4 separate regions of the Homo sapiens genome follow, and all the other regions are linked to region 2. The links are chromatin loops, found by intact Hi-C in ENCODE. Cell type or tissue: endothelial cell of umbilical vein. All regions are shown on one strand. Region 1 overlaps MOSPD1 (motile sperm domain containing 1). Region 2 overlaps HPRT1 (hypoxanthine phosphoribosyltransferase 1). Region 3 overlaps PHF6 (PHD finger protein 6). Region 4 has its middle 44 kb from the start of PABIR2.

What was found. Peaks named below come from ENCODE experiments on the same cell type or tissue, not always from the same donor. Only the 100,000 strongest peaks of a DNase experiment are listed, where the experiment ranks them.
Region 1: it touches region 2 in a loop (15-fold over the local background); 11 of 110 quality-filtered maps call a loop at or near these places.
Region 3: a loop joins it to region 2, with 2.7 times the contacts of the local background. A loop is called at or near these places in 2 of 110 quality-filtered maps.
Region 4: it touches region 2 in a loop (6-fold over the local background); 41 of 110 quality-filtered maps call a loop at or near these places.

The regions. Positions count from the first base shown.
Region 1 is chrX:134,903,768-134,911,767 of GRCh38, forward strand. All of the region lies in intron 1 of MOSPD1 (motile sperm domain containing 1), which reads right to left. Among named protein-coding and RNA genes, the nearest start is that of MOSPD1, 7.5 kb to the right of the region's middle. RefSeq lists a silencer at 4,652-4,946 and an enhancer at 4,837-5,380. In endothelial cell of umbilical vein, a CTCF peak has its summit at 4,909; a DNase peak (open chromatin) is centred at 4,834.
Region 2 is chrX:134,480,559-134,488,558 of GRCh38, forward strand. HPRT1 (hypoxanthine phosphoribosyltransferase 1) reads left to right here. Exons shown (of 9, transcript NM_000194.3): 4 at 5,907-5,972. Among named protein-coding and RNA genes, the nearest start is that of HPRT1, 24 kb to the left of the region's middle. In endothelial cell of umbilical vein, no CTCF peak of the experiment used is centred here; a DNase peak (open chromatin) is centred at 3,713.
Region 3 is chrX:134,417,804-134,425,803 of GRCh38, forward strand. PHF6 (PHD finger protein 6) reads left to right here. Exons shown (of 11, transcript NM_001015877.2): 10 at 7,398-7,527; 11 at 7,858-8,000. The coding sequence ends at 7,527. Among named protein-coding and RNA genes, the nearest start is that of HPRT1, 38 kb to the right of the region's middle. In endothelial cell of umbilical vein, no CTCF peak of the experiment used is centred here; no DNase peak of the experiment used is centred here.
Region 4 is chrX:134,749,407-134,757,406 of GRCh38, forward strand. It overlaps a transcript of PLAC1 not described here. Among named protein-coding and RNA genes, the nearest start is that of PABIR2, 44 kb to the right of the region's middle. In endothelial cell of umbilical vein, a CTCF peak has its summit at 4,377 (motif pointing left); a DNase peak (open chromatin) is centred at 4,385.

The DNA of each region.
Region 1 (8,000 bases), 420 kb after region 2:
CGGTGGCTCACGCCTGTAATCCCAACACTTTGGGAGGCCAAGGCAGGCAGATCACGAGGTCAGGAGTTTGAGACCAGCCTGGCCAACATGGTGAAACCCGTCTCTACTAAAAATACAGACATTAGCCAGGCATAGTGGCGTGCGCCTGTAATCCCAGCTACTCGGGAGGCTGAAACAGAGAATTGCTTGAACCTAGGAGGTGGAGGTTGCAGTGAGCCGAGACTGTGCCACTGCACTCCAGCCTGGGCAACAGAGCACGAATCTGTCTTGGGAAAAAAACAAACAAACAAATGAAAAACTGTTTCTGAAGACAGAAACAAACAAAAAATGATAAATTCATCTGTATAACTTTTTAAACTCTGCATGGCAAAAAAACTTTACTTCATAGAAAAGGGACATAGAAATTGTCCTTGAACTTACAAAAGGATGTTTAACCTCACTCACAGCAAAGGAAACCCAAACTAAAGCCATACTATGACACAATTTTTTACCTGTCCCATTAGTAAAACTCAAATTTTGATAGCATATGATGGGAACGATCAAGCATGTGCTTACATTGCTTGTGGGGAGGTGAATTGGCATAACAACTACATGTGCCAAAATTAAATGCACATAGCCTCAGTTCCAGAGATCGTACGTCTAGGGATTTATCTGGCATATATATTCCCCTTTTTGTGTGAAGTCATGTAGGTGAAAGGTTTCTCTGCAGTGCTGAGGGTTAAATAAAATGATTTATGTGAAACAACATGGAACAGAACTTGGCACCCAGTAAGAGCTAGTTTTTTGTTGTTAATAGCAAAAGACTGGAAACAAGCCAGGGGAGGTGGCTCACACCTGTAATCTTAGCGCTTTGGGAGGCCAAGGTGGGCGGATCACCTGAGGTCAGGAGTTTCAGACCAGCCTGACCAACACGGTGAAACCCCGTCTCTACTAAACATACTAAAATTAGCCGGGCGTGGTGGTACACACCTGTAATCCCAGCTACTAGGGAGGCTGAGGCAGGAGAATCACTTGAACCCGGGAGGCGGAGGTTGCAGTGAGCCGAGATCATGCCACTGCACTCCAACCTGGGAGACAGAGTGAGACTCCATCTGAAAAAAAAAAAAAGAAGATTGGAAACAGCCCAACTGTCCATTAAAAGAGGATTCATTAAATAAAGTACAGTCTATCCATTCATTGGGATACCAGATATCAAGAGGAGACTGTGTAGTTGGAGATGGACTGATCTTCAAGTGGTAGTGTTAAGTGAGAAACGCAAGGAGCGGTGCAGTGTGTAATGCATGCTGCCATTTGTATAAAAAGGGAGATAAGGCCGGGCGCGGTGGCTCACGCCTGTAATCCCAGCACTTTGGGAGGTCGATGCGGGCAGATCATGAGGGCAGAAGATCGAGACCATCCTGGCTAACACAGTGAAACCCTGTCTCTACTAAAAATACAAAAAAAAAAATACACCACGCCAGGCGTGGTGGCGGGCGCCTGTAGTCCCAGCTACTCAGGAGGCTGAGGAAGGAGAATGGCGTGAACCCGGGAGGCAGAGCTTGCAGTGAGCCAAGGTTGCACCACTGCACTCCAGCCTGGGCGAGAGAGACTCTGTCTCAAAAAGAAAAAAAAAAAAAAAAAGGGGAGATAAGAATATGTAAACCTATTATCTTGGATATGGGTGAAATTCTTTGGAAGGATATCCGCGTTTGTCCCTGGAGAGAGAAATGGGGGTGGAAGGAATTTTTCTCTGGATATCCTTTTGTATCTTTTGAATTCTGAAGTCTTTGAATACTTATTTAAAAAAAACGAATATTTAAAAAAAAAATTAAGTAACAACTCTACTAGGGCCTACTTTGAAAAAGGTGCCTGTTTTTGAAAACACAAGAGGGAATTTAGAAACAATGTGAAAAATCTCTGTTAACTGTATTTTCTAGTTTATAATCCTCTAAAAACATATTGAAAACCTTAAACTGTGGGCTAAACAGAATAATTTCGATTATTTAAAATAATTTACATGCAACAGAAACATAATGAGAAAAAGATTTAAGATAACTTGCAAACTTAAGAACATGTATAACTCTAATGTGAAACTATTTGTTTTAAAAGAGTATGAAATGGTTCATAAATCTGACTGGGAAGTCAAAATTAACCACACAGACAAATGCTAAACTCTTGGTTCTAACTTTAAGAAGAAGTTAGTCAACAGAGGTCAAAGTAGAAATTTTACTTTTACTATCTTTGAATAATGGCATAGTAGAAATTCTTTTTCTTTTAATTTCAAAGCTTTCTCTTTGTGAGTTGAACATGTACACATTTTCCCATGAATCACGAATAGGCTATCTCCTTGTTACTATAAAAGAAGTGTTTAATAATTTTTGAGCAGTTTACTATTATTTCTTTTCCTATCTCTGTTCCCATTTATCACTTTTTTTTTTTTTTTTTTTTTTTGAGACGGAGTTTCGCTCATTACCCAGGCTGGAGTGCAATGTCATGATCTTGGCTCACCACAACCTCTGCCTCCCGGGTTCAAGCGATTCTCGTGCCTCAGCCTCCCGAGTAGCTGGGAATAGAGGTGCACGCCACCACGCCTGGCTAATTTTTTTTTTTTTTAATTTTTGTAGAGACGGGGTTTCACCATGCTGGCCAGGCTGGTCTTGAACTCCTGACCTCGTGATCCGCCCACCTTGGCCTCCCAAAGTGGTGGGATTACAGGCATGAGCCACCGCGCCCAGCTTATCTTGGCTAAGATATAAGTTGCATCCTAAACTCCAACCAGTGGAAATTAGGGAAGAATTAGCACCAGGTCAACAGAGCAATATTAGCAACTGTGCCAATGAACATAATAAGGTGTAACACCTGCCTTGAATTGATAGTTTTCTGGAGACTAACACTTTCTCTTTGCTGCAGTCCATATTACAAAATGATAAAGTGCAAAAATCCTGGGGAAAGATTATATACTAAACTGGTAAAAACTTACTGCAAATCGGTTTATGAGGTTGCTTTCCAAAAGTCAAGTGCACACCAAGTCAGAGTTAGTTGGTTCCCACTTTTCTAATTTGACAGATGTGGGAAGCAGGCCCAGGATGGTTAAGAGACTTATCCAAGGTTGCACAGGGTATTGGTGGCAGAACTCTGGTCTCCAGGCTTCCACTTCCTTATACAGTCATCCCTTCTATGTCTCAAGTAAGTCCTGCCTCGGCCTGGCACGGTGGCTCACGCCTGTAATCCTAGCACTTTGGAAAGCTGAGGCGGGCAGATCACCTGAGGTCAAGAGTTTGAGACCAGCCTGGCCATCATGGTGAAACCCTGTCTGTACTAAAATACAAAAATTAGCTGGGCATGGTGGTGTATGCCTGTAATCCCAGCTACTCAGGAGGCTGAGGCAGGACAACTGCTTGAATCCGGGAGGTGGAGGTTGTATTGAGCCGAGATCGCACTACTGCACCCCAGCCTGGGCAACAGAGCGAAACTCCATCTCAAAAAAATAAAAAAAATAAAGTCCTGCTTCCCTGATGCTGACTACCACACATGCCCTAATCTGTAGCAATTGTCCCTGCTTATCAAGATCAGAGTTCTCAAAGGATGATCCAAAATTCAAGTCACAACTAAGTCTGCATTATCTTCATTTGTGTTTCCTTTTCAGTTTTATAAAGAAAAATCAAGAGACAATTTCACTTACTGAGTGGCACACACTATTTTCCTGATGATGAAACAGCTATAGTTGTCAGGAACTATTCATCAGGGCATTAATAATGAAGGTTTGCTGCATTCTTCCTCTCTGGACAGCAAAATTTTACTCATTTTTCAAAACCTAATTCAAATTCCCCTTCCCTGGCTGGGCACAGTGGCTCACGCCTGTAATCTCAGCACTTTGAGAGGCCGATGCGGGCGGATCACTTGAGGCCAGGAGTTCGAGACCAGCCTGGCCAACATGGCGAAACCCCGTCTCTACTAAAAACACAAAAAAATTAGCTGGGCGTGGTAGTGCACACATGTAATCCTAGCTACTCAGGAGGCTGAGGCAGGAGAATTGCTTGAACCAGGAAGACGGAGGTTGCACCCAGGCTGGAGTGCATTGGCACGATCTCAGCTCACTGCAGCCTCAAACTCCTGGGCTCAAGTGATTCTTCCACCTCAGCCTCCCAAGTAGCTGGGACCACAGGTAAGTGCCACCACTCCTGGCTAATGTTTTTAAAAAATTTATGTAGAGACAGGGTCTCCCTATGTTGTCCAGGCTGGTCTTGAACTCCTGAACTGAAGCAATACTCCCACCTTGGCCTCCCAAAGTGCTGAGATTACAGGCATGAGCCACTGCACCCAGCCAGAATGGAATATTTTGACATTTGTTTTGTGTGCATTAATTTTGACTTCTCAGTTAGATTTTAGGTATAATGCCATATTGTTGTTTGGTGGGATGCTTTTGTTTTTTGCACCCCTCACAGGCCCAAGGTCAGTGCTGGGCACTTAGCAGATAGCTAAAAGCTTATCAGTTATCCTACAGATGTCTACTAATAACTGTCTCCTCCACTGGGGAACATTCCCCCCACCACTCACCCGTCATAGCTGAACACACTTTGTCTATACAAGACAAGCAAGGGATCCTAATTAGAGGAGCAGTAAATCTTAAGTGGCTGCTCACCATGGGTTGGGGTAAGAGGAGAGCAGAGAGAATCAGCACTCCCAGTTACCTCTCTTCCCCTCTTCTCCCCTCCCCTCCTTCTGTTTCCCTCTGATTTTCCCTGGCTCTTCAGTGCCTAACTGTGCCAGCAAGCATTTAGAAATCTGAGGCTCCAACACACTTCTGACCTCACAGGCAGAGAGCGCAGCTGAGATCTGGTGATACAGGAAACTGTCTTGTCTTCCTCCCCTGTACCAAAGGCACAGAAAAACAATCCTGAATGAAATTATAAAGAAAACCTTATGTGTGCACACCACCTTGTGACCAGTTTGCAAACTACTCTGACACAAAAAGACGCATAAACACTCTGAGATATTCACACATGCCTGCCACTACCATCAATCCAAGGAGACCAGTACCCCAAAGTATGATGGTTTTTTCCATTTTCCTCACTTTGCATTGACCAGAGGAATGAAAAGATAAGACTTTGAGATAAACAGGAATCCATTTTACCACCATAGATACAAAACTTAGAGACCGTTAAGGAGCACTGAAACCACTTTCATAGCATTTTCTCATTTGCACCCTGCAACCTGTTTTTAGAAAGAGGAGGCTGCAGGCCGGGCGCGGTGGCTCACGCCTGTAATCCCAGCACTTTGGAAGGCCGAGGCGGGCGGATCACGAGATCAGGAGATCGAGACCATCCTGGATAACACAGTGAAATCCCGTCTCTACTAAAAATACAAAAAAAAAATTAGCCGGGAGTAGTGGCGGGTGCCTGTAGTCCCAGCTACTCGGGAGGCTGAGGCAGGAGAATGGCGTGAACCCGGGAGGCGGAGCTTGCAGTGAGCCGAGATCCGCCACTGCACTCCAGCCTGGGCGACAGGCGAGACTCCTCAAAAAAGAAAAAAGAAAGAAAGAGGAGGCTGCAAGAAGCAAGTGAAGTAAGTGGATCGAAGTTTGAAAACAGTTAAGGATGATTCAAAGTACAGCCCTCACCCAGAAACTGGTGACCCATCTGCTTGGTCACAGTGTACCAGCTACTTAACTATCTCTCCCTGGCTCTTGCTGTTTACTCTGATTAAGGTTCCCAGCTCCACCTTCAGGTCAGCTCCCTTTTATCTGGGCACAGGGGCTATCTCCTTCTTCCATACTCTGTGCAATCCTTGCCAATGACCAACTAAATACTAAATTGTTAAGAGCGATATGTTATTTTCCTTTAGTCTCACTAGCATTAAAACCTCCTTCCCTCCCACTTCATAAACTCAGTTGGCCTCCTCTGAATTCCCAGTATTGTTAATTGGGGTTTTTAATTGCTGGCATTTTCCTAAAGTCATAACAAGTGATGTTCTAATGTTTACTTTCTACTTTAATGTTCATTGCTTAATATTTGACACTTTTGTTTTTATATATTTTCTAGATTTTTGGTATGCTTTGCTATTTTAACTAATGAGATTGACTGCTATAAATAATATGTAGTGATTGGCTCTTCTATATTCAAGATTTAAAAGTTGAGTAGTATACATTTTAAGATTTTTAAAAAAAAGAATAACCTAATGTCTCTTTGAAAACAATTCATATTTTCAAATGTGTTATTTACAACCCGGTTATAATTAATGTGTTGTTTCCATGTTTTACAACATCTCAGTATGTCATTTCAAGATGCGCAATTCTCAAAGCAAAATCCATATTATATGATTATATATATATGTTGCTACATGAAACACTCAGAAGTTTTAGAATCACAAATTCATGGCCGGGCGCAGTGACTCACGCCTATAATCCCAGCATTTTGGGAGGCCGAGGTGGGCAGGATCACCTGAGGTTAGGAGTTCAAGACCAACCTGGCCAACATGGCGAATCCTCATCTCTACTAAAAATACAAAAATGAGCTGGGCATGGTGGCGGGCGCCTGTAATCCCAGCTACTTGGGAGGCTGAGGCAAGAGAATCACTTGAGCCCAGAAGGCGGAGGTTGCAGTGAGCCAAGATCACACCACTGCACTCCAGCCTGGGCAACAGAGCGAGACTCTGTCTCAAAAAAAAAAAAATCACAGATTCACTCAACAAACATTTCCTGAGCACTTATTATATACAAGGCACTGTGCTAGGGAATATGGAGACAAGATGAAAATATTTTGTCAGCCTTCCAAAAACTCAGACTAGCAGGAAAAACAGATATACAGCAGTAATTAAGATATGATGTGAGCAGTGTTAAACTGCTGATAGATATAAAGTGCTCTGGGAGCATAAAGAAAGTGATCATCTGCCTTAAGGCTAGTCTGCAGTAGAAGTGGAGGGCCGGGTGAATTCCAGGAAGAATGTGTGTAGAAGCATGAAAGGGATGCTTAAAATGAGCTTTGGCATTGCATATGGTTAAAAACAGCAAATATGGGGAGAGGGGCAAGTTTCGGCTAGAAAGGTAAGTTAGAGGCAGATTGTGCAAGATTTTGTGAACGTTTGGGGGTTTAGACTTGATTCCCTATGCCAGTGGTTCTGGCTTGTTAGAAACACAAATTCTTGGTTCTCACCCTAGACCTACTGAATCAGAAATTCCGGGACTGGGGCCCAGCCATCTGTTTTAACAAGTCTTCCAGGTGATTCCGATCCACACTAAACTTTGAGAACCACTGCTGCAGGCAATAGGAAACCACTTAAGGATTTTTTCTTTTTTAAATATAGGGATAAGGTCTCGCTATGTTGCCCAGGCTGGTCTTGAACTCCTGGCCTCAAGCAACCTTCCTGCCTTGGCCTCCCAAAGCACTGGGGTTACAAGTGTAACCTACGATTTTGCCTGGCCTTAAGGATTTTAAGCACAGAACTGACCAATTCAGATTTGAAGTTGGACAGGGGTTGCCATTGACCATTCAAGCACAACACCTGACTCCTGAGTAGTTACTATAAAAAATTAAAAAACTGTTGAATGAATGTGGCATGAAGCAATGATGAGGGCCTAGGCTAAGGCTGCAGGAATGGAGAAGAAACAGATTTTAGAGATGTTTTACATGTGACCCAATTCAACCAGGTGACTAGGATATATCCATACAAAGGTGTAACTGAAATGGTTTTTATATAAAAGAAACCTGTAATTCTGTGGAATATACTAACTGCTAGGCTTGAAAAAAGTGGTCCTCATAGAACCTGGAAAAAGGGGAAGTCAAGAGCAAGTTCTTTGTGTTTCCATATAGTCAATAGCAAAGCTTGCCTTGGCTTGTACGTGAGTCTTCTGGTCTGTTTGGCAGTTCTCACTGAGAGTTAGCAAATTGCCATTCATGCTCATAGAAATCTTTTGAGTTTGGTTGGTGTGAATCAATCAGTGAGACTGACAATTTCTTGATGTGCCAATGAAATTTTGAACCTGGAAAAGCTGAAAACCAGACATTGGTTCTGGTGATCTAACC
Region 2 (8,000 bases):
TCAGCCTCCCAAGTATCTGAGACTACAAGTGCGTGCCATCACCCATGGCTATTTTAAAAAAAAAAAAAATTGTAGAGATAGGGTCTTGCTGTGTTGCCCAGGCTGGTCTCAAACTCCTGGTCTCAAGCAATCCTTCTGCCTTGGTCTCCCAAAGTGCTGAGATTACAGGTGTCAGCCGTTGCACCTGGCCAAAACGATAACTTAAAATACACACACACACACACACACACAAACACATATGTGTATTTGTGTGTGTGTGTGTGTGTGTGTGTCTCAAAAGGTATCAAAAGAGAATAGCTATAACTTTAGTGTTGATCTTGATAGTGACTTGATTAGGCTCTGTTTAACATCAAAGATGCAAATTAATACTTTCTTTGAACATATTAAAAATGCAGAAAATATTGGAGTATTTTATTTTAAATAAATTGTATTCTGTATATTTAAGGTATACAACATGATGTTATGGGATACATATAGGTGGTTAAAAGATTACTGCAGTGAAGCAAATTAACGTATCCCTCAACTCACATAGTTACCCATTTTTTTTTTGTTTTGGTGGCAAGAGGAGCTTAAAATCTCATTTAGTGTGAATCCCAAATACAGCACAATTTTATTACCTATATACTTCATGTTGTACATTATATTTCTAGACTTGTTCATCCTACATATCTGCTACTTTGTATCCTCTGAGCTACATCTCCCCATTTTCTCACTTGCCCCCCAAGTAGTTTCTTAAAGTGTCTCATGTAAGAGGGCAGTAGCTTTCAGCTTAAACTTTTTCTCTGTATGTAGTCGATTTCTTTGAGGTATACTTTTCTCTCCAGAATAGTTAGATGTAGGTATACCACTTTGATGTTGACACTAGTTTACCTAGAACTTATCTTCTGTAAATCTGTCTCTATTTCCATCTCTGTCTCCATCTTTGTCTCTATCTCTATCTGTCTATCTCTATCTATCTATCTATCTATCTATCTATCTATCTATCTATCTATCTATCTATCTAAAGCAAATTCATGCCCTTCTCCTATTTATTGAATCGAGACCATAGACAGGGGTGAGAGAAAGAATTTGGCAGGAATGGGGATGTGTATTATCTGTGGCATAAGGAAACTTTACAGAACTAGGTTCAAAAGTATACTTTCTAGTTCTTTCCCATGGCTTTTCACTTTGATGTAGTCCTTATCAGGTAACTGAGGTTTTATATAAGTCCCCTGATTCTTAGAACATGAAGGTGTAGTAGTCAAGGTTGGTCCCTTGAAACCACAAATTTTGTGAAAAAAAATTAAGAAAATTGAATAATTTCCTCAGCAAATACATATTGATCATCTGTTATACAGCCATGAGAAGTGGTTCTGTTGCACACGTTTATTTTATCAGATCCTAATCCCAAACCAGGCATAAAATGGAAACCATGAAGATAGGATGAAATAACTTCTGAATGTTTGAATGTTTGAAAATAGTGTACTTAAAAATACCAGGTGGTTTTTGTTTGTTTTTTGTTTTTTTCTTTTTTTGAGACAGGGTCTCACTCTGTCACCCAGGCTGGAGTGTAGTGGTGCAATCTCATCTCATTGCAGTCTTGACCTCCCAGGCTCAGGTTATCTCCCACCTCAGCCTCCCAAGTAGCTGGGACTACAGGCACATGCCACCACGCCCAGCTAATTTTTTGTATTTTTTGTAGAGACGGGGTTTCACCCTGTTGCCCAGGCTGGTCTAGAACTCCTGGGCTTAAGCGATCCTCCCACCTCAGCCTCCCAAAGTGCTAGGATTACAGGCATGAGCCACCATGCCTGGCAGAAAATACCAGGTTTTTAAGTATCAGCACTTACTCTTCAATCTTTTCTATTACTATGTTGTGCTAAATGGTATTTTTTATTTAATTAGAGCAATGCTGTTCAATAGAACTTTCTTTGAGGATGGAAATCTTTTATGTTTCTGCTATGTGGTACAGAGCCACTAGTGACATGTGGCTTTTGAGCGCTTGACACATCTTGTGCAACACAGGAACTGAATTTTTAAGTAATTTATATTGCCACATGTGGCTACCGTATGGGACAGTGTAGTACTAGATGATCTGTAAGGGCTGTGCTTCATCAGTGTCGTTTTTTAACTGACAAAAACCTTTAGTTTTTTTTTTAGTAATGTGTTTATTTAAAAGAATTCATAAAATACAAGTAAACAAATTAACTTGTTACCTGAGCATATGTCCTTTCATACTTATTTTTTCTGCATACATATTTTGGAAAATGGAATATCTGCCCTTTTTTTTTATCTGAGATACAGTCTACCTCTAAAAATACATGATTCTAACATTCTCACTTTTGTTGGCATTTGATCAGGGTATAGAAAAACAGTTAAAAGGACAGAGAATGGTTGAGAGATTATGATATGAAGAGAAAATGTGATTGAGTGTGGTAGACTTGGGGCCTGCTTGAATGTTGAGAGAATGACTGTTTTCCGATAAAAAAAAAAAGTCCATTCTAGGATCCTAAAAGAAGGGTCTGAAGTTCACTGCAGAAAGCAAGCTACATAGTACTAAGCCACTAAGGGGACATGGAGCCCTTAGTAATTCCTACCTTAGTAATAGTCTCATCATGCCCTCTTGGGAACCCAGCCTTGTTGATTAGCCTCTCTGCTTTCTCTCCTTATAGTTCAACCTCCCTGTTTGTTCCAAGCAGTTCTTTTCCTGCCCATTTATTATGCATTTCTATACAGCTTTCCTCCTCTTTTTCTATACCATGCTGCAGTTCTTATTGCTACCTAGAGGTTTTCAAAATTCCTAGGGGCGGATAAGTAGGCATAAACAAAGTTCTTCCCTATTATCCTTCCTATTTTTTCACCTAGACTGAAGAGGTAGACAAAATAGAAATAAAGACATTAAGGGTATGTGTTTGTAGTCCCAAAGAGCTTCTCTGGCAATTTTATGTAGTTGACAGTGACGCTCTGAGTTCAGGACAGATTGGACTCCTTGGCTGAGAGGAGTGAGGAGATAGGACGGTAGAGGAGAGGGTAGAGCAACTCTGGAGGAAGCTTTCCCCTCACCTTTGCCAGTCCTGTTATCCTAGACTTAACCATAATTAAAGATGAGGGAGGCACTCAGTAAAGGGATCTAGTGGGAAGCTTGTTCCAGACAGCCAAGGAGGGAGGTTCGCGCAGTTCCTTTGGCCACCCAGGTGGGGTAATTGATCCATGTATGCCATTCATGTACAATGTAGGCACTTATACCTGTATTCCAATGTAGTGAACTATACCATTACTCTTAAATTAATATTCTTTATTAGCTTCCATGGTGGCTATAGGCCAGGCAAGAGAGTTAAGAAAAAATAAATAGCCAGGTATGGTGACTCAAGCCTGTAATCTCGGCACTTTAGGAGGCCGAGGCAGGAGGATCGCTTGAGTCCAGGAGTTCAAGACCAGCCTGAGCAAAATAGTGAGATCCTGTCTCTATTTTTTAAAAAAGCCTTGGGGCAAACAGGAGTATGGAGGTTTGGATGCTAATAGAACAGCAGTGTCTTACTGCTTGGAGTTCTCTTGTTTCTTGTCCTATCACCGTAGCCTTTGGATCACAGCAATTTTTCCATGACTCCATACTTTTCAGTTCTTGAATATTTTTTCCTTTATTCCTCTTGTCTCTGTAAAGACATCAACTGGAGTTGGACTGTAATACCAGGTATCTCCAGAAGATGGCACTATTTAACAGATTTTATAAATAATTTGATGTGAGTCACTGTCATCTGAAGCTTGTTGCCTTTTCTTTCTTTCTTCTTTCTTTTTTTTCCCCATCAATTCTGTATGTTTGAAATGCTGGGTTTTAAGTTAGTTAGAATAAGGGATGTCTGTAATTTCCCTAAATTGAGAAGTAATATGCAAAGGTTGATATCAGAAGTCATATGCTCACCTTGCAACACCAAATAATACTGGCCCATTTGTGATTTTTGAAAGTAACACTCCATAATAAATGGATGTATATATAGAAGCATAACAAAAATAGAAGCACATAAAAGTGAAAAGTCTCATAAACGCCATTGTCACTACTCATGTAATTGCTGTTACAAATTTGTTTAAATGTTGAATAAAAATGGTGTCATAGGCAACACAGTGTTCCACTACTTGGTGTTTTTAATAGCATTATTCTGTCTCAGTGTGCTTTGGATTATCAGGTGCTTTTTAATAGTTGCATGGTATTACATTGTGTAGATGAACTTGATTAATTTAAATGGTTCCCTGTTAATGGACATGTTGGTTTGTTTTTGTGAACAACTGATACAGTGAACATTTATTTTTTAAATAAAAAAAAGAGAGACAGGGTCTTGCTGTGTTTCTCGGGCTGGCCTTGAACTCCTGGGGTCAAGCGATCGTCTTGCCTCTGCCTCCCTGGGATTACAGGCATGAAGCCACCGCACCCGGCCCAGTGAACACTCTTGAATGTATCTTTGTATACTTGTCAGTGTTTTTGTAGCATTGATTCCCAGAAGTGGGATTACTGGATTAAGTGACATGCATGTTTGCAATTTTAACAGGTATTGCTATGTCATTTTCAAAAGAAGCTATGCCAATTAATACTCTCACCAACAAGAGTGCTTATTTCCCCTCAGCATATTATCAGGCTTAAGTTTTGCCAGTATGGGTGGGAGAACAGTAGAATCACATTGTTTTAGTGTTTGTTTCTCAGATAGATATAATTTTACACCTTATAACCTTCTCTTCTATAAATTGTCTATTTGTGTTCATTCTCCATTTTCCTATGGGTTCTTATTGTTGGAGCCCAATATATAAAAGGGGGTATTTGTTACAGAACCTCTTCAGTTTTGGTTCATGTCATGCCTGGGTTTTTACCCTTTCTACGGATGTTAAAAAAAATTCTCTATTTTCTTCCAGTCCACTTATGGCTTTATTTTTTACATTTAGATTTTAATCCGTCTGGAATTTATTTTTGTGTATGCTGTGAGGTAGGGACCATACTTTTATTTTTTCCCAAATGGGTTACTAGTTGGCCAAACATCATTTATTGAATAATTCATCTTTTCCCTACTGACTCGAAATACCATCTTTATTGTATACTAAATCCTCATATAGTTCTGGGTCTGTTTCTGGGCTCTACTTTGTTCATTTACTGTGCTGGTACTGCACCGTTGTAATTGCTGTGGCTTTGTGGTATGGTATGGCTTGCTCTCTGCTAGGGCAAGTCGAAGCTCTTTTGTTCACCTGCTCTTTCACCCAAATTTTCTGTCCTGAATCCAGCACAGCCAAATTATGGTCATTGTCACCACCAACTACAGTGGGTGTTGAGCATTTCCCATTGAATCTCCTGTAAGGGTTTTATTGGATTCTGTGATAGCAGTAAAATGGGAGCCTAAGAGGTATTCCTTAAAGGACTACTAATCAGACCTGGTTTCCCAGATGATGCTGAAGATGACGGGGCCTGGGCTAGACTTTTGAGGGACATATCCTTGGGGTTGGGTGTGATATAGACCAGCCCTTACAATTTGCTTGACTCATGGGAATCGTACAGGGCCAGAACCAGACACCTGTCATGCTAATAACTTCCCTCACAATTCAGAAATCACTGTGATTGAAGATGGGTGGCTGTTATAATACTACCCACTTAAAAATGGATGTAACCCATTTTTTAGGACTCTTAAAAACATCAAATCAGTAATGGCCGATTAGGACTTTTTAATTTTTACTAATCTCTACTTGAAAGTTTTCTAGTCATTCATTTCAGGAAACCTAATTCTTATAATTCATATCATTTAGAATATCATAATGCTATGGATATTAGCTAGCTAACTTCTCAAATCTTCTAGTTCTCATTTAATTTGAAGTTTGTGTGTGTACATAAGGATATACATATACATATGTGTGTGTAGATATATATATATATAGTTTTTTTTTTTTTTAACTAGAATGACCAGTCAACAGGGGACATAAAAGTAATTGGTGGAGATGATCTCTCAACTTTAACTGGAAAGGTATGTATCTTGAAAGGGAAGAAAAAAAAGCACTTCATACCGAGTCAATTAGTAACAGTGTGCTTTCAATCAATCACTAAGAGATAATTTACATAGTATAACTAAATGGGTTATTTAACCCTTGGAAGCAGTCTAGGTTAATTATCGTTCCCTAGGTCATGTAGTAAAAAGACAGTAGAATCCAACATTAACCTTAAATGTCCATATTGTCAAGTACTGCTGTCTGCCTCTGTGGGACTCTAATTTGGGATCCTTCAAAAAACATTGATGGGGGAAAAGATAGCCTTTAAAAAAAAAAAAAAAACAAACCTATGTGAGTCTATGTGAGGTAGACTCACATAGTTTCCTAAAAGATAGCAAAGCAGTATTATGTAGTGGCTGAAAGTGTGAGTTCCGGAGCCTGACAACTGATTCAAAGCATGGCTTAGTACTTCCTAACTCTGACCTTGGGCAAGTTACTTAACCTCTCTGTGTCCCATATGTGATTAGGGTGAGGTTGATAATAGCAGCCATAGAGTTAAGAGGATTAAGTGCTATAATGCAAGTAGAGCTCTTACAACAGTTTCTGGTAAATCACTCAATAAATTCAGACATACTATTATTTTAAGAAATCTCAAAGAGTTTTCTTGTACCTTAAAATTCTCCTAGTGTGAACCATTGGTTTTGGTATATTGTGCTTCCATGTAGTTTAATATCAAGATGTTTTTAGATTTCCCTTTTAATTTATTTGTTGACCCATTGGTTGTTCAGGAGCATGCTGTTTACCTGAAAATAATGGAGATATTAAGGTATTTGAATATTTATCTTCTAGTACATTGAAAAACTTTTTGAGAGTAACCAATAATAAATGATGGAATGCTACTGCTTTTTTTTTTTGAAGCTGCCAGTTATTGTTTACTTACACTATGCCAAATATAAAGGCATTAATCTCATAAAAGTTTCACAACAATCCTGTGAGGGAGACGATATCCCCATTTTACAAATCAGGAAATTAAGACTTAATAAGGTTAAAAGACTTGCCCAAAGTCACAGAACCAGTAAGTGGTAGAGCTTGAATTTGAATACAGACCTGACTCTAAAGCTCTTTTCTTTCTTTAGATTTTAGTGTTCATTGCTTACTTGAATGAGTATCTATAAGAAAACTTTAACATGTAAAACTTCTGTGAAATTATCTTGTCCCATATCAGGGTCATGTCAAACTAATGTCCTCCTCAGCATCTTTGGAAAACTTCAGAGGAGAAATGAGCTTTGCCCCTCCTGTTCATTTCATATACCACTGTTAGACCTGTCCTTCCCTTTCAGCATGCTTTGTCCATATTTAGAAGCTGTTGAAGCCATTACTTGTCTGGTCAGTTTTTAGTGCTGGAATGGACCTAGCCTTTTAGGCCTTCTGAGATTTAGTTTGATCTCGTCTTTCCCACCTAATGGCTCTGTTCTACTACATAGATTTGATCTGAAACAGTTCTCTGTTTCTAAAATAACTTTCTTTTCATGATAGTCACAGTAAAGTACATTTATTATGGAAAAATCAATAAGTATAACGAGTGAAAGTTATTTCTTGGTGGTAAGATTATGGGATTATTTGAACTTTCTGTTTCATTGTATTTTATTTATTTATTTATTTTTGTGATGGAGTCTCACTCTGCTGCCCAGGCTGGAGTGCAGTAGTACGATCTTGGCTCACTGCAACCTCCCCTTCCCAGTTCAAGTGATTCTCCTGCCTCAGACTCCCAAGTAGCTGGGATTACAGGCGCACGCCACCATGCCTGGCTAATTTTTTTATCTTTAGTAGAGACAGGGTTTCACCATGTTGACCAGGCTGATCTCCAACTCCTGATCTCAGGTATCCACCTGCCTCAGCCTCCCAAAGTACCGGGATTACGGGTGTGAGCCACCCTGCCTGGCCTCATTTTGTCTTTTGGGGGTATTTTTGTGTGCAGATATATATGTATATAAATATTTTTCCCTCTTTTCCCCAGTTAGTATTTGAGCAGATGAACTTTGGACCCGAATACCTGTATTCAAGTC
Region 3 (8,000 bases), 63 kb before region 2:
AGCCAAGATTGCGCCATTGCACTCCAGCCTGAGCAACAAGAGTGAAATTCCATCTCAAACAAACAAAAAAAAAACACTACATATACTCTCCTCATGAAGCTTACAGTCTATTGGGAGAGACCTATTATTTAAGTGGCCAAATATGCAATTACAACATAGCAGCGTAAGTGTTCTAAAGAAGTTACAAAGTGTTATGAGAGCGTATAAGAAGGAAGAGCTAACCTAGTCTGTAGTGGGGAGTATTTAAAATGTTCTGAAGGAAATAGTGCTCAGCTTTAAGCTGAGATATTAAGGACAAAGGTGAGCCTTGGTTGGGGGAGGTATTCTGGGCAGAGAGAAGAGCATATGCAAGAGCCCCGGGTGAGACAGAAGCAGAGGTGGAAATGGGGAGATGTGTTAGGAGGCTAGTGCTGGTGGTCCAGGTGAGAATTATTGGTAGCTTAGAATAGGATATGGTAGACAGAAGGCAAAAGATTCTCTTGAGAAGATGGTGAAAAAGTAAAGTATGAAGATTTGGGATTGGGGGTCACCCTCTTTTTTATGGGTCTTCCACTTACCTGTGCTGCCTTGTGCTAGGTGGTGTTAATGTATATCTGTAATGGTTCCATTTGTTTAATCGACTGGAGTATAAGTTGGTAGGGACTCTTGAAGTTTTGATTTGCCATCCAGAGTTGTAAAGCACTTCCTTACTCTCACATGCCTAGAATGCAATAAACCAATGACTTCCGGGTCTAGTATTCTGTGTAAAAGACAATGTACACAAGCAGTCACCAAGTCATTTGGGTGCCTACATAAGGCGCTATGCTGTATAATAAAATTTGCCAAATTCTGTTTAATAATAAAGGCACAAATGTTTTCAAGTGAGTTCTATAAAGCCTTTAAGGAACAAATAATCCCAATGTTATTTAAGAGGTCCAGCACATAGCAAGAGATGGAAAACTTATTGATTCATTCTGTAAAGCTTACATAACTGTGGTACCAAACCTAACAAAGATACGTTAAAAGAAAAACAAACAAACTGTAGACCAATCTCCCCTTTTTTTTTTTTTTTTACTTTGAGACAGGATCTGACTCTGTTGTCCAGGCTGGAGTGCAGTAGTGTGATCATGACTCACTGCAGCCTTGACCTTCTGCCCTCACGTGATCCTCCCAACTCAGCCTCCCGAGTAGCTGGGACTATAGGCGCATGCCATCATGCCCAGCTAATTTTTTTTGTTTTGTTTTTTGAGGAGGAGGAAGGGTTTTGTTTTGTTGCCCAGACTGGTCTCAAACTCCTGGGCTCAAGCGTTCTCCCTGCCTCAGTCTTCTAAAGTGCTAGGATTACAGGCATGAGCCATGCCCAGCCACAATCTCACTTTTATAAATATACAAAAATTCTAAATAAAATATTAGTAAATCAAATCCAGCTCTGTATTCTAAGAATTGAAAGACTGTTCAGGCTGGGCACAGTGGCTCACACTTATAATCTCAACACTTTGGGAGGCTTAGGTGGGAGGATTGCTTGAGGCCAGGAGTTCCAGATCAGTGTGGGCAACAAAGCGAGACTCTCATCTCTATATAATTTTAAAAATAGAAAGAAAAAAGACTGTTCAAAATTAGGAAATATATTAATATAATTTATTAGAATTAGTAGAGTAAATAATCTTATCACCTTCCTTATAGATGGTGAAAAGACATTTGATAACATTCAACATCAATTTCTGAATTTTAAAGTAACGAGTGCTCTTGGTAAGCTAGGAATCTTAATAGGTGTTTATGAGAAAAACAACAGCAAATAACTTATTTATTATTAAAGTGAAGGAGCAATGGTTCTTAACCAGGAGTGAGCCTCAGAATCACTGTGGGGTGGATAAGGCCCTCTTTTAAAATGTTCATGTCTAAGCCCTACCTGTAGAGATTTAAATTTAGTAGGTCTGGGTTGGTGCCCAAACCATGCACTTTTCTGACTCCCCAGGTGATTCTTATGTTCCCCTCTAATTGAGAACCATTAGACTATACTTTAATTCAGATTAGGAAGAAGACAAGGATGCCAACTACTAGCATGACTTTTAACATTCTTCTAGAGGGTTAAGCTGATGCAAGACAAAAAGAAAGAGGCCCAGTGCATTGACTCACGTCTATAATCCCACACTTGGGAGGCCAAAGCGAGAGGATTGCTTGAGGCCAGGAATTCGAGACCAACCTGGGCAACATAGTGAGACCCCATCTCTACACAACATTTAAAAATTAGCCAGGCAAAGTGGCACACGCCTGTAGCCCCAGCTATACAGGAGGCCCAGACTGGAGGATTGCCTGAGCCCTGGAGGTAGAGACCAGCCTGGGCAACATAGTGAGACCCTGTCTCAATTTAAAAAATAAAAGAAGGCCGGGCGCAGTGGCTCACGCCTGTAATCTCAACACTTTGGGAGGCCGAGGCTGGCAGATCACGAGGTCAGGAGTTTGAGACCAGCTTCGAGATCGCCCCACTGCACTCCAGCCTGGGCGACAGAGCGAAACTCTGTCTCAAAAAAAAAAAAAAAAGAAATAAATAAATAAAAGTGTATAATAAAATGATCAATATTTGTTATTCATATCATTGTCTACCAAGAAAATTCAAAGGAATCAACTTTGAATTTATTAAAATTAGTAAGAGCTCAGTAAGATTGCTGAATATGAGATGACTTTTAAAAAACAATTCCAGTAATAACTAGTTAGAAAATGTAAAGGAAAACCGCCTGCCATACCCCGCCAAACACACATACACTAAAGATGAATTTTTTCCATTTAAAAAAAAAACACACAAAGCTTTGTTTTGGGGTGTGGTTGGGGAGACAGGGTCTCACTCTGTCACCCAGGCTGGAGTGCAGTGGCATGATCACGGCTCACTGCAGCCTTGACCTCCTGGGCTCAGGTGATCTTCCCACTTCAGCTTCCCAAGTAGCTGGGACTACAGGCACACGTGACCATGCCTGGCTAATTTTTGCTATTTTTTGTAGAGACAAGATTTCACCTTGTTGTCCAGGCTGGTCTCAAACTCCTGGACACAAGTGATCCACCCACCTGAGCCTCCCAAAGTGCTGGGATTACAGCTGTGAGCCACCATGCCTGGCCAAAAATTACATTTTACAAAGGACTGAAATGAGTGGTGAAATATATTATGTTCCTTGATAGAAAACTCAGCATCAAAAGACACCTATTCTCACCAAATGTATAAATTTAGTACAATTTTGATCAAATCCAAATTTTTTGGCAGTTTTATTTAGAAGGCTAAATGTGATATAATTTTCACTTTTAATGGTTGTGTTTACCTTATATAACAGAAAAAAAAAATAGCAGCTTAACAGGATAGAGGGTTGCTTTCTCACCTAAAAGACATGCAGAGGAAAGCAATACAGATGTGGTAGGCAATTTTTCAGTGTCATCAAAGACCCACATCACCATCCTTCTGCTCACCCCTCCTTAAGGTCTCCTTCCACATATGTGTGTGTAGGTCTCCTTCCACATATGTGTGTGTATGTTTTTGTGTATGCAGAAAAATCTCTAGAAACATATTCAACAAGCTTAATGGTTATATTACTTCTCATTAGTTGCATAAGGATGGAGGAGAAGAGGCAAGTTTATATTCTCCATGATAGGATTCTGTGGTGTTTGAATATCTTCATGAGAAGTATATTATTATTAAAGTAGCCCTTAACATTTTAAAATAACAGGCTGATTTTAAATATCCAAAATCAGATTGTATGGAGAATTATTGTATTTAAAAGTGTAACTTTTAGATGATTTTATTATAATAGTTTTAAATGGAAAATATTTAAATATTTCCATTTTCATTTTGGAAGAAAAATGGAAATATAGATGAGAAAAAATACTTAATGTCAACTTTAACTCTGCCATGCAGAGGTAATAATTTTAAATCTTTTGGAATGTTTTCTCTTAGACGTTTATGTGATTATGTGTGTGTATTTATAAAAACAAGATTTTCTGCTGCTCTGCCTATGGGGTAGCCATTCTTTTATTCGTTTGCTTTCTTTAAAAAAAAAAAAAAGATTTTCTTATCTATGCTGTTTTATAATCTCTTTTCCACTTACTAGATCAGAGACATTTTTGTGTGACATTAAACAATTTTACATCTTGTTTTTTGTTTGTTTGTTTGTTTGTTTGTTTTTGAGACAGTCTCACTCTGTTGCCTAGGCTGGAGTGCAATGGTGCGATCACAACCCATTGCAGCCTCAACCTCCCAGGCTCATGTGATCCTCTCACCTCAGCCTCCCAAGTAGCTGGGACCTCAGGGGCACCCCATTATACCCGGCTAATTTTTTTTGTGCAGACGAGATTTCACCATGTTGCCCAGTCTGGTCTCAAATTCCTGGGCTCAAGCGATCCACCCGCCCCAGCCTCCCAAAATGCTGGGATTACAGCATGAGCCATTGTGCCCAGCCTACATCCATTTTAATGATTGCATAATATTCCATCATATAGGTATATCAGTTTATTCTATTGGTTCCTTTTTCAGACATCTAGGTTGTTTTTGCTTTTTAGCTATTAGACAACCATATTTCAGTGACAAAACAAAAATATATGTACTTGGATCCATAATGATTTGAATTGCTCTTTTTCTTTTCTCCCATTGAGATGTGTTTCTGCAATCCATTTGTAATGTGGATTCCAGATAGACACAACTGAGTTCAAATGAGAGCCCATAGGTGGGTAGTTTGGGGAGAGAAGAAGGGACAAATAAGAGGAAATGCAGGGAGGAATATTTCTGAATGAAGTGGCTTCCCTGTCTCCTAACTATGGCTTTTCTTCCTTACCAGCCCTTTCTGGGTCCTGACTGTATTCCTATTCGAAAGACTAGGGAGGGATAGATAATAATTTTTATTTATATTTATCCTGTTTTATTGTCTTTATTGTATTTTTAACTATTTCAATATGGATTTTTTTAAAATGTCAGCCTCCCACCATAAAAAATGGAGTTCTGTGACAGCAGGGACCTTGTTTGACCAGTTGACACCTGTAACCTTAGCACCTAGACTAGTGAAGGCCATATAAGGGCCTATGGGAAATATTCTGCAAGTAAAAAATAATCCCATAAAATAATTAAAAGTTGCTCCAACAACAAAGCACTTGTCCTGTTAGAGGGAACTTCCTATTAAAAAGACGATTTTCAAATGTAAGCAAAAACAGAATAGTATAACAAGTCCTCATATCAGCAGTTAGCAAGTTATTGCCACACTTGCTTTATCTATTGTTTATTTTCCTGAAGTATATTGTTTATTTTCCTGAAGTATATATATTAAAGCAAAATCCCAGATGTCTTGTCATTATATAATTATTATTCCATTATCACACTTTGTAAAATTAACAATTATTTCTTAGCATCATCTTATACCCAATCCATTTTCACATTTGCCCAGTTGTATAAAAAAAATCTCATTTTAGACTTAATTTGTTGAAATCTGGATACATGCAAGGTCCATCCATTGCATTTGATATGTCTCTTAAGTCTAAATACGGACATACTTGTCCCCTTACTTATTGAAGAGCCTCGATAAATTGTCCTAAGTCCCACATTCTAGATTTGTCTCTTTGCCATTTCATGATGCCATTTAACTTGTGTCTCTATCCCTCTCTCCCATTTCTTGTAAACTAGAGGTTGGTTCAGAAGTTTAATTAGATTCAGGTTATATTTTATGGGAAGATTCTTCGTAGGTGCCATTGTGTAGGAATCTCACTCTTGATATTTAAACTCATGATTTAAAAATTTAAAAAGAGGTAGTTCCCAATGTGTAGTATTTGAAGTGTACAGATTCTCCCTAGCTTTTTGAAAGTTATTGAAAATGTTTTAAGACTAAAAAGAGAAATAATGAACAAAACTAGATTAAAGTCAGTTGTTATTGTTGTCCACTGTGTCCTGAACCCCACCCCTGCCTTTTATTCTACTCAAATATTAGACCTAGTTTAGATAATCTATTTGTAACATGTGAATTCCTAGATGATTTTTTTCATCTATTGCTGACCACAAGAGGGCATCCAGTGAACATGTTCTAAGCATTCTTCCATTGTCGTCTTATGTATAATAGACATAAAACTGAGGAATCGCCTTACACTCATAGGTGGGAATTGAACAATGAGAACACTTGGACACAGGGTGGGGAACATCACATACCAGGGCCGGTCGTGGGATGGGGGGACGGGGGAGGGATAGCATTAGGAGATATACCTGATATAAATGATGAGTTAACGGGTGCAGCACACCAACATGGCACATGTATACATATGTAACAAACCTGCACGTTGTGCACATGTACCCTAGAACTTAAAAGTATAATAAAAAAAAAAGAAAAAAAAAACTGAGCTCAAATCAGCCTGCCCTTGTTTGATTGTCCAAATCACCTATATTACGATTTTTATTTAAAACCTAATGAATTTTAAATATACAATCTGTATACCCAAATAAAAGGTTAGAACCAAGCATGATATCAAATTAGCACTCCAGAGATAACTTTCCAGATTTAAAGGGGAAAACCTACCTTTACAATGGAGATAGCTGGTCATCACCACTACTTTAACCAAATGATCAAACATAGTGTCACCCAGTAGCAGGACATTTTGAAATTAGATGCCTCCTGAAATATGCAGGATTACCTACAGAGTGTCTTGACTGAAAAAGAAAAGCTGAACCTGAAGCTAACCAAGCCTTTAGACCTTATTCCCAGTGTATAGGAAATACAGGGCGAGAGAGAACCAAATAAAACAGTACCACAATTAGACAAGTCCAGAATTTGCTACAGTTGACAGACTGTCTGGTCTAATCTCATCCTAAAAAGTCAGTGTTGTGTAAAAACAAGAAGTTGGAAGGACCAGTCTAGATTAAAAGAGACATAGCCAAATGCAGTGCCGGAAAACTGTTGGATGGCTCATGTAGGTATTCCAGTGAAGGCTAGGATGCTAATAATGAAAAACCATTTGAAGAGTTTGAGTAAAATTGTTTCATCAAATGTGAGCAGAAGGCAGCAGTATAGATAGAATATATATTTCCTGAAATGTGATTTTAAATTAAATATATGAAACAAATTTATAGAATTTGATTATTTCATCAATATACCTGAAGGTTGGTATTTTTAAGTTGGCCAAAACTTTGCTTTTAATCTCATTGGGCAAAATGAGGAATTGCCTTATGATAACTGTCATCCTAAACCAGAGATTTTGTTTCAGATGAACTTTTATTATCTCAATAATAGTGTGTTTTCCTATCTGTTAGATAAAAATGGGTCTGTAACTAATTGGGGAGTATTTTTTAAAGTGTGGATGAGGAAACCCATGTTTTAAATGGGCACTAGCCTCATCCACTAATGTTGGCAGGAATGTTCATCAGCAGTGACAAAGCATTTTGAGATTTTTGTCTTTCATCATTGTAGACTATACTGTAAAAATCATAGTGGAAATGATGAGAGAGATGAAGAAGATGAGGAACGAGAGAGTAAAAGCCGAGGAAAAGTAGAAATTGATCAGCAACAACTAACTCAGCAGCAACTTAATGGAAACTAGGTATGAAAGTTAATTATATGGGATCTGTTGTCAGGATACAATACACACTGATATATACATGTTGAAGTAATGGTATGCAGTAAGATTTTTTTTAATCCTATTATGTTTAGTTAAGAGCATGTTACTAAAATGCTGAGGATTTTGTAGGCTTGCATAGTAGTTGTTTTTTAACTAGCTGATTTTGTAACCATAAAAACAAGCTATCTGCTTTATCAATAAGTGTAGTTGTAATGTCAAATCAATAAGATATTCACACTCCTCAATAACATTATATTGATTGTGTTCCCCTCAAGCATCATATTTTACATTTTTTTATCATCTTTTAAACAGGTTCATGGGACAGAGTTAGAAAACTGGGAATGAATAAGACATCCATAACTACTATTCTTTTTTCACTGTTTTCTAAAATCAAAAAGGGTTTGTAACTTTTTACTGCCCAACTCTTAGATCCTTCATTGAACTGCCTAAAAATG
Region 4 (8,000 bases), 270 kb after region 2:
ATCCCTTGAACCTGGGAGGTTGAGGCTGCAGTGAGACATGTTCAGGCCACCGTACTCCAACCTGGGTGACAGAAGAAAACAAGAACCAAATGCCTACACAGAAATATCCACAGGACTGACGAGGTAGCCAAAGAGTGCACTTGTTTCTGAAGTCAAAAATTTGAGCTTGTTGAGATATTTCTATCAAAAAATCAAGATTTTAAATTGCTGCCTAATACCTGGATTTTAAAGAAAACTCTGTTCAGTTCATAATTAATTCTTTTCGTGTTATTAACATATAGAAAAATACTAGCTGATCAGTTTCCATTTCTATCTGCTCATTCCTTTAATTTTTCTCCTTTCCCACAAATAGAAGCTGTATTGCAATAAGCATATCTTGCCCCTGGCCTCCATTCCAAGAACATCTGGAAAGAGTGTTAGTTAAATAGCAATGGGCTTACACAGTGCTATAATTTTTCTAGCTATAAGGAAGCCCCCACCATCTCCACTCCTATCACCAGAGAGGCGTGGGTGAGCTACCCGAAAGCTCTTTTGCTTGGAGAACAAGCAATGGAATCTTGCAGATAACCCTAACCAAACACCACCCAGGCAGAAGGGCCCTAACCTGCCTAGTGAGATTCCTCTAAATACATTTTATACTATCAAGGCTTAAATTCATCAGAAAAAAAAACCAATGGAATTTATCAGAAGATGTTTAAGAGAGAGTAACAGAGCTGCTGGGATATACTCAAACATAACTTTCTAAGCCTAAATTGCATAATATCCTTTTTCCAGATCCTTTTAGTTTGTTTCTTATTCCAGAAAGAACCTTATATGGAATTGCACGCATTTGGCTCAGTACAAATTTGGCCCATGTTGAGCCTCTTAGACTTGGCCCACCACAAACTCATGCTGTCAACCACAGTTTGGTTCCCATCACTGCCCAGTTGTTCCTGATATACCGTATGCTGTGAATATCCCAATCTTTCTCCTCGGGTCCCCAAATCTTCTTCCTCTCAACTCTCCCATTTTTAGTAGATGAGCTTGACAATTCGGTTGCTGAAAACATTTACGCTATGGGTCTGAACTCCCCTAGCTATTGGAGATGTGAGAGCATCTCTCATCAGATGAAGATTTTTCCTAAATACTAAGTTACTGCCTCCTACTCTGCTCTAGAATTCATCTCTTCCCATTTTCTTACTCCCACATTTATTTTCTCCTTATAGACCTCTGCTGTCCTAGATAGTAACCTCTTGCCACGTGTAGCTATTTAAATGTAAATGAATTATGACCGGACGCAGTGGCTCAAGCCTGTAATCCCAGCACTTTGGGAGGCCGAGGCAGGTGGATCACCTGAGGTCAGCAGTTCAAGACCAGCCTGGTTAACATGGTGAAACCCTGTCTCTAATAAAAATACAAAAAAAAAAATATATATATATATATATATATTTATATATATATTTATATATATATATTTTTATATATATATATTTATAAATATATATATATATATTTATATATATATTTATATATATATATTTTTATATATATATATTTATAAATATATATATATATATTTATATATATATATAGCCTGGTGTGGGGGCGCCACCTGTAGTCCCAGCTACTCAGGAGGTTGAGGCAGGAGAATCGCTTGAACCCAGGAGGCAGAGGTTACAGTGAGCCAAGATCATGCCACCGCACTGCAGCCTGGGCAACACAGCAAGGCTCTGTCAAAAAAAAAAAAAAAGGAAAAGAAAAATGTAAATGAATTATAATGAAATAAAGCTAAAAATGAAGTTTCTTGATTGTGCTAGCCACATTTCAAGTACTCAACAGCCACGTGGTGCTGGCGGCTCCTGAATGGGACGGTGCAAATGTATGTAATTCCCATCATCGTGGAAAGTTCTAGTGGACAGCACTGCTCACCAGGGACCTCTGATTTATTTCCTATCCCATTGGCTCTTCAATCTCATGCAGACAACTGCATCACCATCAACAACAACAACAACATCAACAACTGCTCTACAAGTGACCCTCCTACCCTTCCAGCTACCAGTCTCTAGAATGCTGCCAAACTTTTAGAATGAATGCTGCATTCCTTTCTTGCTCCTCTGCAATCTGACTTCCGACCTTCTCGACAGAAATAAAGCCACTAAAGACTTTTGGGGCATCTTCTACCATTTTGTTTTCATTCATCACCCTCCTAAAAATGTCTCCTCTCTATCCTGTTCCTCCCATCTCTTGTCTCTGGCACACTACCAATGCTGAAGAAGTGTTGGTTAAATAAGACAATAAGCTTCCCTCCTTGATCATTCACTCCTCCAGGATCTTTCATCCTACATCTCCCTTCTGTTGCAAAAGCCCGGTCCTCTGCTCTTCTTTTGTCAACCCTTCTCTCATTAGCTCATCTTCTCTCACTTGCCTTTAACTATCTGCTCTGTATAAAAATGGGTCTCAGTTTCACAACTCAAGCTGTCAATTTCTCACTTCCATGACTAGCATTACTGGAGAACACCAAGAATAAATGTTTGTATTATTAATGGCTGCTCCCAGTGATGCAAGGAAACCTGCTTTCCAACCCAGTTAATTCCTATGTCCCTTGCAAAACTGTCAGGGCCAACTCTGTAGAAGTTATCAGTGCTTTCCTGTGAGGCTACATTGTGAGGAGATTTCTGGGCTTGTGAAGAGTTAGGGACTCAAGGGGGCAGAAACAAAGGCTGCAAGATGAAAGACATGGGATGGCTCTGGCTAAAGGAACTTTGTCCATATAACAATTCTGCTACAGTCTTTTCTCAGGACTAGTTTCAAAGTCTCAGGATGATATAGAAGTTCGTTTTTCTTTTCATTTCTTCTTTGTTTGTTTTTTTTTAGAGAGGGAAGTGGGTTAGTAACCTCCACATTGCCTCTTCATTGAGAACTACATAATAGCTATAGATTAAAATGAAAAACCCGTCACTTTCAGAAGGGCAATATCATGCAATAAGCCTGCAGCAAATTATACCTTGGTGTTACATGAAGGAAGTTGACAGGACAACACTTTCTTCCCCTTCTCAAAATGAATGTAGAAAGTACACTCTAACCTTTACCAGCATATGATGTCTATAACTAACATGAAGGAAAGTCAAAACTTTTTTTTCTCCCCTTGGCTTTTTTTTTCTTTCAACAGACACATTGCTCTGCTGATAAGAAAGCTAAGAAAGTGGGTAGGTAGAAATATACAGCTCATTCAATTAAATGAAAATTAATGTAATGCAGACAACACAGTGCAGGCTGCTTGATTTTGTTACATTTAACTTAAAGACTACCAGGCCCTGACAAACATCCTTGAAATGTAAATTCAACATTCAAAACCCACAAGTCACACTAAGAGCACTGGGAAACAGGAGAAATACACACTGGACAGATGCAGGCAGTCCCAAAGCTCGGTGATCTTTTACAGCTAGAAGGTCAAGGCAGTTATTTCACAGTGATTTGTATGAAAAGAAAAATAAATTGAAAAGAGGGCATTCATGTATATATGAGATAATTGACATAGCAAAAATAACTCCCAAAGTGAGCATTTACTAGGCAATTTAGGTTAAAATGGTATAAAAGGCAGATTGTTTGGGCCAGCACATCCGCCTTTCTTGCACTTAAAGATAATTTGTAGATGAAGAAACTGCTCTCTTTAAAAAAAGAAAGAAAAAGAAAATCCTCCTCCACAAAGCCTCCTTTCCCACAGCCTTCTACCAAACAGATTATGTTGCTAGGTAAACATAAGCTACCAACAATTTCTGTACCAATATATATAGCAAATTATACTTCAGAGGAAGCCTGCAAGCTTATGAAACAGATGGCAGATTTGTGTCGTGGCCCGAGAAACAATTGTGTTTTGGTAAAATGAGCCACTGCAAGTCTCCCTGACATTTTCCTAGCCTAATCGACATTGACTTTTCATGTCACGAAGTTGCATGAAAGAGCGGGATCATGTAGAAAAGCAGATAAGCATCAGAAGCAATGGCAAAGATGATGCCCTTTTAGAGCTGGAATCATCAGTTTTAAACTTTGAGTTTAAATATACGATAACAGCAAAAAGTAAACCAACACAGCTCCTAATGTATCGCTCAGACCTGCCATCTGGGCTGGAGTCAAATTTAATAAGCCCAACGACATCAACTCTACTTCTCCAGCACTATAACTAATCTTAGGCTGTTTAAACAATCAGGGGCGGGAACGAGATGGTATAATCTTCTGTGAACTGGATGTAACTGGAGAATATATCCATGCTTATTTAGATTTTATAAAAAGAAATTTCGGAGACTTGAGGTCCTTACAGCTCACATTTCTCATCCAAACTAAACTGTTATTTGTTTAATAAGCAACTGGTTCACAACTGGACTTCAACTGTCCCACCACATCCTGGAACAAAGTGTTGAATCACACTCAGATCCACACTGACATCTGCAGGTAATTGAAACAGGACTTCTGTGAATTGATTTCTCGACTCGGGAGTCTCAAACCATTCTCCAGAGTAGTGTGCTAAACCATAAAACTTAAATACCCCGGATGACACAAAATATTTCTTTAAAAAATACTATCAATGTTTAAGTGCTTCCATAGACTAAAATATTGCATATAGCATCTGAGTTCCATCACATAGAAAACCCCACAAACACACAGCTGTCTCTGCCTGGCGTAATTATGGTGATTTTTATTTTCACTTTAAACTTTTTTCTATTTTTCATTACTTTTCATATATTATCCAATGAGCATATGGTACTTTTACAATACGTTATGGCAAGGTTGCTACCTAAATTTTAACCTCAAACTTTCTGTTGTCCCTATCAATTTATATTCACATTAATCAAAGCTTCAACAAAATCCAGCAGAATATTGTTTTATTGTAATAACTGCTGCTATGCAGCACACTTATTTATATAGGCTATCAAAACTCCTAAACATTCACAAGATAGGGAGTAGATTCAAGCTGCTTTAGGCTAATACATGAGATTTTTCTATAGTGCCTTTCCACTGAGCAAAATTTTAAAGTAACATTTATTGGATCGATCTATAATTATAGTATTAGAAAAAAATGGAATCTGCTACCAAGAGACTCCTTTTACAATGACTGTCTAGGGGGAAGCCTATTTTTCTGGGCTTGTAAAAATCAAGTAACTCGCTCAACTTCTGAGGTAAAAGTCAACATAGATGGAAGGCTTTATTCTATGTGTTGAAAATTAGATGTAATAGAAAAATCCATCAAGGATTTCTAGTGGTAGGAGAAAAAGGGGCAATTTCTTAAGGGCTCATTAACAAATTTAATCAACAGGCACTCATAAACAAGCTGTCTTCCAATTTACAAATGTGCTACATTTCGAACATTTATTGTTCTTTTTTTTTTTTTTTTTTTTTGGTGCCTACAATGCATTTTCTTGAAGAGACAAGATTACGCTGGTTAGAGTTCCAATTTGATTCACAAAAGTAAAGCTAAAATACTGTAGGTTTGCAATGAAACGGTAGGAAGCAGTTTTAGCAATAAGATAAATGTTGGAATGACTTTAACAATAAATTATTTTTCAGTTTTCTTATTTTGGTGCATAAGAAAATAATTATAGAAACATAAGAAAGCAGGCCATTTTAAAGCACTTCAGATGCTAACATCCAATTTATCATGTAAATTTGCAACTTTTCTTATTTTTGATCTAGGCACACATTTTATGAGCATAGGCCATGCTGAAGGTTTTACTTTAGCTAGCATGTGGAAATTAGATGGAAATTAGGGAGAAAAAATAGGAGAGAGAGTTTGCCATGGAAAGTGGGCAAGAACTGAAAGAGAAGCGGGGAGAGAGAACTACAGAAAACATAGATTTAGATTCAATTCCTTGCCTCCACGTTACTCATTCATTCATCCAACTATTAAGTGGTAGCTCTTATTGGTGAGTATAAGTACTCTGTAGTTTGTTTGTTCATTGATTTGACAAATGTTAATTGAGCATTTACTTTGTGCGTGGAGCTGGGGATACCAGTGTGAATAAGATAGTCTTGGTCACTATTCTTATACATTTGGTAACTAGTATGGAAGACAGACATTAAACAATCACTGTAATTACAAGTCAGATAAGTGCCATAAAAGGTGAAGCCCAGGGATATCAAGGAGTGCCTAAATGGGAGAACTTAACCTAACCTGGCATTGCTCCTCCTCTCCAAATGATCCAGATGGTCAAGTTGACTGTGTATTTTAAATATATTTGCATCTCTTACTATGTGTGAAGTTGAGTATCTTTTCATATATTTAAGGATCATTTGTATACTTTCTTCTGTGAACTGTGTATTCATGTTTTTGCCCATTTTCCTCCTGAGACTTTTTAGCCTTTTTTCTTTAGATTTAAAAAGTTCTTTATATGTTTGGGATATTGGACCTTTATTTATGTATACATTATAAGTATTTTCTCAGTTTCATCATCTTTCTTTTCTTTTTCCTTTTCTTTCTTTTTTTTTTTTTTTTTTTTTTTTGAGATGGATTCTTGCTCTGTCACCAGGCTGGAGTGCTCTTGGCTCACTGCAACCTCTGGCTCCCGGGTTCAAGTGATTCTTCTATCTCAGCCTCCCAAGTAGCTGGGACTACAGGTGCCCACCACCACGCCCGGCTAATTTTTTGTATTTTTAGTAGAGACGGGGTTTCACCGTGTTAGCCAGGATGGTCTCTATCTCCTGTCCTCGAGATCCGCCCGCCTTGGCCTCCCAAAGTGTTGGGATTACAGGCATGAGCCACCACGCCCGGCCTTCATCATCTTTCTTTTGACTTTGCCTATCTGATTTTTGCCATGCAAAAAAAGGTTTTTACTTTGATTTTTATGTACTTGAAAATACTCATCATTTTATGGCATTTGGATTTGGAGTCATATTTTAAAAGGCTTTCCCCACACCCAGATTATAAAGAAATTAATCGACGTTTTCTTCTAGTGCCTATATGTTTTTTTTTTTAATATTTGGACCACCTGGTACCTATATGGTTTTATTTTTTATTTTTTAAATATTTTATATAATAAGCTCCATTTGGAGCTTATTCTAGGGTACAATGTGAAGTATGGGACCAAATTACCTTTTTGTCCAAATGGCTATCCAGTTGTGCCAATAGAATTTATTTAAAAAGTCCATCTTTGCCCCAGTAATAAACTGTTTATTAAATATTACATTTTCGGCCGGGCGCGGTGGCTCACGCCTGTAATCCCAGCACTTTGGGAGGCCGAGACAGGCGGATCACGAGGTCAGGGTATCGAGACCATCCTGGCTAACACAGTGAAACCCCGTCTCTACTAAAAATACAAAAAATTGGCCAGGCGTGGTGGCGGGTGCCTGTAGTCCCAGCTACTCAGGAGGCTGAGGCAGGAGAATGGCGTGAACCCGGGAGGCGGAGGTTGCATTGAGCCGAGATTACGCCACTGCACTCCAGCCTGGGGGAAAGAGCAAGACTCCGTCTCAAAAAAAAAAAAAAGATTACATTTTCATATATACTTGGGTCTATTTCTGGACTTTCTGCTTTGTTTTGTTGATCTGTCTATTCAGGCACGAGTCCAATAATGGTAACAGGTTATACAGATTAATTTTAAAAAAGAATTTGAAGTGACATGAAAAACAAAAGGGGTCAGCTTCCTTTACAGACGAATGGATAGCTAATAAATGTGGAAGGAACAACAGAATTGGGAAAACGTACCTTTGCAGCCACTGTGTTAAAAACTGATTCAGATAGGGATTATAATGAATGCTAAAACTATCAGATGAAAATTATTGGGGAACAGAATATTTACATGGTCATACTTTAAAGATATTAATTGAATATTAATTACAAAGGAGGAGAATGTGCCTTTACATGGAGAAATCTGGATTACACTACTTTGGTCAAGTGATCCAACTTGGCAATAGGACAAATTGACATTGTATACACCTCCTGACGTGAGGCAATGGAAACCACCTATGTGGTATCTTTGCCAAAAGTGTTTAACCTGAATATATTCATGAGGGAACAATGTGACAAATCC